Regions from separate parts of the Mus musculus genome. Here region 1 is linked to region 2. The links are chromatin loops, found by intact Hi-C in ENCODE. Cell type or tissue: heart. All regions are shown on one strand.

Evidence for each region. A loop is a pair of places that touch in the nucleus more often than their neighbours do. Peaks named below come from ENCODE experiments on the same cell type or tissue, not always from the same donor. Only the 100,000 strongest peaks of a DNase experiment are listed, where the experiment ranks them.
Region 1: a loop joins it to region 2, with 4 times the contacts of the local background. A loop is called at or near these places in 8 of 42 quality-filtered maps.

The regions. Positions count from the first base shown.
Region 1 is chr13:106,719,153-106,723,152 of GRCm38, forward strand. It overlaps Gm45940 (a long non-coding RNA gene), which reads right to left and starts at 2,892. Exons shown (of 3, transcript XR_873901.1): 1 at 2,673-2,892. In heart, a CTCF peak has its summit at 2,206; no DNase peak of the experiment used is centred here.
Region 2 is chr13:106,916,680-106,920,679 of GRCm38, forward strand. Ipo11 (importin 11) reads right to left here. Exons shown (of 30, transcript NM_029665.4): 3 at 2,845-2,945. Among named protein-coding and RNA genes, the nearest start is that of Ipo11, 18 kb to the right of the region's middle. In heart, a CTCF peak has its summit at 2,212 (motif pointing left); no DNase peak of the experiment used is centred here.

The DNA.
Region 1 (4,000 bases), 200 kb before region 2:
AAAGTAAGCACTGTGGAAGCATTCAACATCCTTAGCAAAAAGGTAAACGCAGAGTAGAAATACTTTAACATTCCATGTCACCTCAGCCAGAATGGCAACAACTGTGCGTAGAAGCCAGGAAACTAGAAACAAGGCACCCTGGGTGGTAGACTTAAGGAGAAGAGATAGTAAACCAGGTAAAATAAAAGCAGAGCTGGGGAGTGTTAGGGACAGAAAGGAAGGAGTGGGAAAAGGGGTGGTATCGGCACAAGGCTTAAGCAAATCAAGAATACATGAAGAAATATTATGGAAGAGCCATAGATGAAGTGCTGACCTCTGGATATGACCTGGCTGCTGTATGCTTCAACTCACAGCAGCTGTGGTTACCTGCACAAGACCAAGTCAAGATTCCAGTATTGGTGGAGGAGGGGCCGTGAGCCCTCACCCCAATGGGGCCATCTATTTGTAGTATTGACAGTCAGTGGCTATTGAGGAGAGAAGAGTCACTCTCCTTGGGGAATCTAGACACTACCACTACTTATGCCCCAGTGGATGGCCCCATAGCGCTGCATGTGGACAGTGCTAACTGGACTCAGGAGATTATTAATAACGAAAAGTAAAAATAATGCACAGGATGGGATGCTAAGGGGGGGCTGAAAGAAGGTAGTGTCGGATGGATATAGTCAGTATTCATTATATAAATGTATGGAATTTCCAGAGAATAAAATTACTACTTAAACGAAACAGGCTTCCCATCCCCAGAACAATTTTCTTATCCCAATCTTCAGAACCCTTGGGTTTCCTTACTCTGTTGATAAATTCAAGAAAATGCTTTACCAGAAAGAGAGAGTAGATAGGAACCTTCCACACCATACAGGCCTAGGGCAGAGCTGAGCAAGTCATCAATGTCTTCTTAGTCCCTAAACGTCTCCCCAGACCCATCTTAGCTCCATCCTGACCCATGAAGAAATGCAGTCAAGAAATGAGTGTTTGAATATCCCAAGGGGGAACAAAGCCAGATGTCTTGTTTGGGGATGAGAGAAATCCAATCCTTGTGATAAATAAATAAATAAACCCCTGAAACCCAAGGTCACTAGATTATCAGGTATCTGCAACCCACATTCAATTGTTTCACCAGCAGAAAGAGTCTGAGGCATGAAGGTGGCCATGAACCTGAGTAATGTCTGCTGTGCCCTTGTGAGTTACCCAAGGACCATGGATAACTTTCCATGGGTGTCTCTATATAGAATTTGTGCATAGAAACACAGGCTCAAACACCCATGGAAGGAGTTACAGAGACAAAGTTTGGAGCTGAGACGAAAGGATGGACCATCTAGAGACTGCCATATCCAGGGATCCATCCCATAATCAGCTTCCAAACTCTGACACCATTGCATACACTAGCAAGATTTTGCTGAAAGGACCCAGATGTAGCTGTCTCTTGTGAGACTATGCCAAGGCCTAGCAAACACAGAAGTGGATGCTCACAGTCAGCTATTGGATAGATCACAGGGCCCCCAATGGAGGAGCTAGAGAAAGTAACCAAGGAGCTAAAGGGATCTTCAGCCCTATAGGTGGAACAACAGTATAAACTAACCAGTGCCCCCCCCCCCCCCGAGCTCGTGTCTCTAGCTGCATATGTAGCAGAAGATGGCCTAGTCGGCCATCATTGGAAAGAGAGGCCCATTGGTTGTGCAAACTTTATATGCCTCAGTACAGGGGAACGCCAGGGCCAAGAAGTGGGAGTGGGGGGGGAGTGGGGGGGAGGGTATGGGGGGACTTTTGGGATAGCGTTGGAAATGTAAATGAAGAAAATACCTAATTTTAAAAAACAAATAAAAATTTAAAAATAAATATCAATGCAAAAATACTCAATAAAATTCTCACAAACCAAAAAAAAAAAAAAAAAAAAAAAACAATTAATGAAATTCTTATACAAATAGATGGAGTTGGAGGATATCATCCTGAGTGAGGTAACCGAATCACAAAAGAACACACATTGTATGCACTCACTGATAAATGGATATTAGCCCAGAAGTTCGGAATACCCCAAAAAAAAAAAGAAATAAAAAAAAAAAGAAAAGAAAAGAAAGACAGGCTTGAGCCCCTGTGGGACAGCATTCCTCTTTGAAGGTGGTGAACACTTTGTCCCTAGGACCTTCTATGCTTTTCAGTTGCTGAGGCAATAACTTCCCACACTGGATTTTCCAAGTCTAAAGACACTTGTCCACCACCAGGAGGAGACAGAATCTGTCTGGGCTTCAAAGAGGGCCCCATTGTTCCTGTTTCACTTTGGTCTTTTATTTGCTTTCTATCCCTATGGCCTAATGAACTTTTAAAAAAAACTTAATAAGAGTTTAACACAAATATATCTTTGAGAATGTGTGTGTGTGTGTGTGTGTGTGTGTGTGTGTGTGTTTGTGTGTGTATGTGTGTGTGTCTTCCTCAACAACAGCCAAAGTTCCAAAAAGCACCAAACCTTAGTCTGGAACAACCGCCTTGGATATCTGAAAGTCTGATCACCTCCCAGTCTTTTAATACAATCTTGTTTGCATTTGATCCCAGGCCTGACTTTGTAAACTTTCAATGTGAGCTGATGAGCCCTTGAACCTTGGCAAAACCCTTTCGGGAAACTTGCTCCTAAGCAGTAAACATACAAAATCCAGCCCTACATCTGTCTCCACAAGACATACCAACACAGTGTCTGAAGAAGCGATGCCCTTGATGCAGACAGCTGACTATGCTGCGCGCTGAGCTCTTCAAGGAGCAGTTCTATGAAAAATTAACATTTGCATCCTTCAAAGAACTGAAGCGTCTCACCAGGAAGCTGACTCTGGGGGCCACCAGTGTTGACTTCGAAGTTTTTAACGTTTTGTGCACACTTTGATATCCAAACCTCGTGTTCTCTTTGTAGTAATCTGAAGGGTCTAATTGTGGAAAGGGGTGAAGTTATTTCTGAAGTAAGTAAATACCCTCCTATTATCTTTTCCCCATTTTGCATATTATCTATGAGCAGTCTTTGTTGAGTGCCTACTGTAAACAATTGTTTCTCTTTACCTATGCAGAAAAGGAGACATCTTTACCTACCACAAGATAATGTCTGGGCCCCGTCACAAAAGACAGACTTACAAGGGGAAAGAAAGCATGCAAAATAATCTTGTGTTTCAGATAACACAAGAGCTTTCGTGGGAAGCAAAGATCTGAAGAACCATTTCAGTCCAAGCATTCTTGTACTAGCTTTTACAAAGAGTAAAAAATAGGAAAGAACCAAATGGTATATGCTAAAAGTAGGAGACAGGGAAAACTGAACAAGTTCTGCTCCTTCAGATTCCTCCATACCTGCCCGTCTTTGGTGATAAGGACATGTCTTTCCTCCAAGCATATCAAGGGCACCTTTTGTGGGGTGGGGGAAGGAAGAATCTTGTGACCTCCTTCCTGGAAAACCAGGAAGTCCTTCATCACTTGCTGCTTCTCCGGTTCCCTCAGCTTAAATTGTTCAGTAAGCCAAAGTGTTAATTTTTGAGGACTTATGTTCTAAAACACCTCAATCAACACTTAACTTGTGTTAGCTTTTAGACACAGCTCACCTGATTAATTCATTCTGACTTCCAACGTGCAAGGCGAGCAAGGTCTGATGGTCTGTAATCCTAGCACTCAGAGGCTGGGGCAGGAGGATCATGAGTCCAAGGCCAGCCTGAGATACATACCAAGACTCAAAAAGGAAAAAATAAAAGCATAACACTCCAAAAATTATCTTAAAATAAAGCACAAATAGAGAATACATTTTGATGACTTCTTTGACTTCCCCCCAAAGCTTTAAAATAAAAGAACACCAGTTTCTTAATAGATAATTTACCCACAAAAATCATAAAATCATAGGCATTTAAGTAATAGCCCACCATCTACTTGTGCAAATGCCATCAAAGTGTCTCCTTGAAACGAACAATGTAAGACCAAGTGAGTTCTATACTAAACCTTTATGATGTGAATCAGGAAAAGTGGACCAATGCCATCACTCACT
Region 2 (4,000 bases):
CCTGAGACAGCATCTCACTCTTCAGACCAGGCTGACCCAGACCTCATGACGCAACCCAGGCTGGCCTCAAACTCATAACAATCCTCCTGCCTCAGCCTCAAATTGAGATTACAGGCTTGAGCCACTATGCTCTGTTTAAAATGCTAATGAGGAGCTAGGGTATAGCTCAGGGGAAAAACACAGTATCCACCTCCCGCCCATCAACCAATCGGTAGGCAGAATGAATGAAATGAAAATAAGACTACATTTCTAGGTTTTTGCAACTGAACTGAAGTCATGGTTACACGAAAACTCTAGTGTTCTAAATGTCCACACAGGCAGAGTGTCATGTCCAAAGTGCTTCAGAAATCAATTTCAGAGTTCAGGTTATTTCTTTCAGATTGTTGGATATTTCTATCTTTAAGATAGAACCCAAGTCCAACATGAAATACATTCATGGTTTTTTTTTCCAATTATTTATTATTTATACGAGTACACCGTTGCTATCTTCAGCCACACCAGAAGAGGGCATCAGATCCCATTACAGATGGTTGTGAGTCACCATGTGGTTGCTGGGGATTGAACTCAGGACCTCTGGAAGAGCAGTCACTGTTCTTAACCACTGAGCCCTCTCTCCAGCCCTACATTCATGTTTATGCACACCTAATACACAGGGCCTAAAGGTAACCTGGGAGGATACTGCACTCACACAGTAGCTGAGATTTGTAACCTGAGGTCGGTTTGTAGAGTTCCCTTCCTGTGGTACAGAGCAGCAACTGAAAGCTTCAGATTGTGGAGCATCGTGGGCTTTAGATTAACAACTATTTAAAAACAACAACAACAACAACAAAATCTGAAAATAGGGCTGGAGAGGTGGCTCAGCGGTTAAGAGCACTGACTGCTCTTCCAGAGGTCCTGAGTTCAAATCCCAGCAACCACATAGTGGCTCACAACCATCCGTAATGAGACCCGATTCCCTCTTCTGGTGTCTGAAGACAGCTACAGTGTACTTACATACAATAAATAAATCTTTAAAAAAAAAAAAAACAAAAAGAAAAACAAAAACAAACAACAAAAAAAAACCTGAAAATAAACTTATCCAAACTTCCATCTCATCAAGCTAGTAAAAGAACATTAATTCCAAAAAATAAAAAGTATGTGAGATCTTATTTAAAGAAAAAAAAAAAAAAAAAAACCCAGCAACTAAAGGAAAGACTGGTGTGGCCAACCAGGGACATCTCATGGCTCCTCTATACAGAGTGCACAGTGGCACACGTCTGCACTCCCAGCACTGGAAGGAGTTTGACAGCAACCCACACACAGTCTGATAAGTCTTTACAAAATAGTAACAACATGTGAATTTAATTTTGAAAAATCTTCAACACAGAAAACGGAAACAAAAGTGTTGGCTGTAGAAGAAGGCACCAGGTCCTGCAACGAAGGGAAGGCCATGTGGCCTACTTCACAGATGCACTGTGCACACAATCAGTCCATATAGCAAATCTTCACAACGAATCTGCTCTTAAATTCAGGCTTGACCTCAAACAGAACGGAGAGCACCTAGTTATGGCCATTAAACTGAATGATGTATGAAAATAGCATAAGCTTAAGTTAGTTGATTCTCATCCTCTGAAAATAATGGTCAGAATAAGAACTATAACTAACAGCAAAACCACAAACTTTTCAGTGCTTCAATATGCAGCTAAAATCAACTCCTAACCCGCCAACTCTGTGACCTTTGTAAGTGCGTTCCTCTTCAGGCCCACGTTTATCTCAATAAACACTAGAAGACAGCGTGACTATTCAACACTATGATTCCTTCCTTAACTGTTTATATTTAGACTAGTTTAGCCAGACATAGAGGCACGTGCCTGTACTCCAAGAATTCAAGAGGCACAAGCAAGGGCTTAGCTCTAAGTTCCAGGCCAGCCCGGTCTATGCAGCAAGTTCTAGGCTAGCCACAGCTATATAGCAAAACCTTGTCCCAAAATGCAAACAAACAAGCACACATCTCTCATCATCAATTGCTTCATTTTTCATCCAAACCATCAATTACTCCTGAAAAAAAAAGGGTTAGCTTCATACTAAAGTTTGGCCTAAAAATACACCAGTACTTTCTGATACTGTTCAAGGGAAGGCTTCACAGGCACTCCGAAATACTCAGAATAAAACAATTTACATTACTTATCCAAATGATAACCTATAGAGCTTTAGTGCCACCTACTGGAGAGCAAAGCTAATGTTATTTATTCAGCAAAATCCATTTTCTAACAAAATTACAGGCTTGTCTGCCCTGCCTGTCCATAAACTACATTATGTGTTAATTAATTCTTAAAGTGAACCTTCTCACTTTACTCTTAGTTAAAGCTTAGTCTAATGAAACTGTAAAAGCATGATATCCATCCATTCTTCCCAGAGAAAATGCAAGACCCAGAAATGAAGATTCATTGAATGCAGATATAATATAGGATTTCCTTTTCAAAAATCAAAACATTTAAAAAAAATCTAATAAAAAAAGAAAAACCTCAGATCCTCAGAAACTGAACACTAAGACAGGCAGGCAAAAACCCACGCAAGCACGCACACATGGGAGGACACAAACCCAGGTAGAAAACCAATGATGTGGCTGTTGAACTATGCAAATACATTTCTCCAGTGGTTAGCACATTTGTTTTCTTTTACACATCAGGTGCTTTTCACATCTCCATGTCGTCCTTACACAAAGATCATGCTCACTTCTCTGCTGCCCCAATTTTAGCGCTTGTGCAAATAAACACCTGACGAAGCCTTGGGCATACACGGGCGCCATCTCATTCTTCTTTCTTTAGGAATGGGTTACACTTGGGGCCGGCCGAGAGAACTTACTGCGGTGCGACACGCCTCCAGTAACGATCAATCCCATGTTTAAAATACAGCACAGCAAGCCACCGTACATTTATATCAAGGGTGTGATTCGTAAAAATATTCTGTGAATAAAAACAATTGCATTAGAATAAACATGCAATCATTTAAAAATATAATTAACATACCAAAATAAGGCATGGATTTGCCTGCATATTTTTTGAGGGTCTGTACTACTGCATGTAGGTGCATGTTCACTGTGTGAATGGCTTCATATGGAAGCCAGAGGACAACCTCAGGTGTCATCTCAGAAGTGCCACACACCTCCTATTAGGTCAGACTGGCATGCCAGTGAGTTCCCAGGACCACCCTGTCTCTGGCTCCACCACCCCGGTCACTTTTACATTGAGTTCTGAGGATCAAACTGGAGTCCTCATGTCTGTGAGGCAAACACTCCACCAAGCATCCCTACATGTTTGATTCTTGAGAAAATATCTCGAGTATCTCAGGCTGGCCAATATGCATTGCTACACAGCCAGTAATGACCTTGAACTTCATGCCTCCACCTCCAGATGCTGGTATCACAGGTTTGCACCACCATACTCAGCTCATGAGATACTGAGGATTGAACCCAGGGCTGCATGCATAGTAGGTCAGCAACTGGCCTATAACCTTGGCCCAGATTTTTTTTTATTATTTATTTTGCTTAAACTTCATCACAACATATATCGTATTGGTATTTTCTTAAAATATATACTTCTACTGTGTACTCTAAGAAAGGTCTCCTTAGCTAGGTGCTACTGCAACCCCAGCGTTTGATGCTCAGGCAGGAGCATCTCAAGTTCCAGGTCAGTCAGTCTGGGATAAACAGAAGATAGCATGCCAATTCAAAAGCATCCCATTAAGTTTAACCAACAGATAAATATGTAAAGATTCATTATACTATTCTTTCAAGTATGTTAGAAAATGTTCTTGATAAAAAAATTGGAAGTAACAAGTAGATTGATTGGGTTAACTGAATTGAGAAGACCTACTCTAAACTAAACGTAAACTAGACCTAACTAAATTGAGAAGACCCACTCTAAAAGTAGGGGGCCCTGTTGCTGGGCACAGAAACAGGAGACAGCTTAGCTCAGCATAGCCATTCACCGCATCCTGCTGCCTGAGCATGGATGCACTG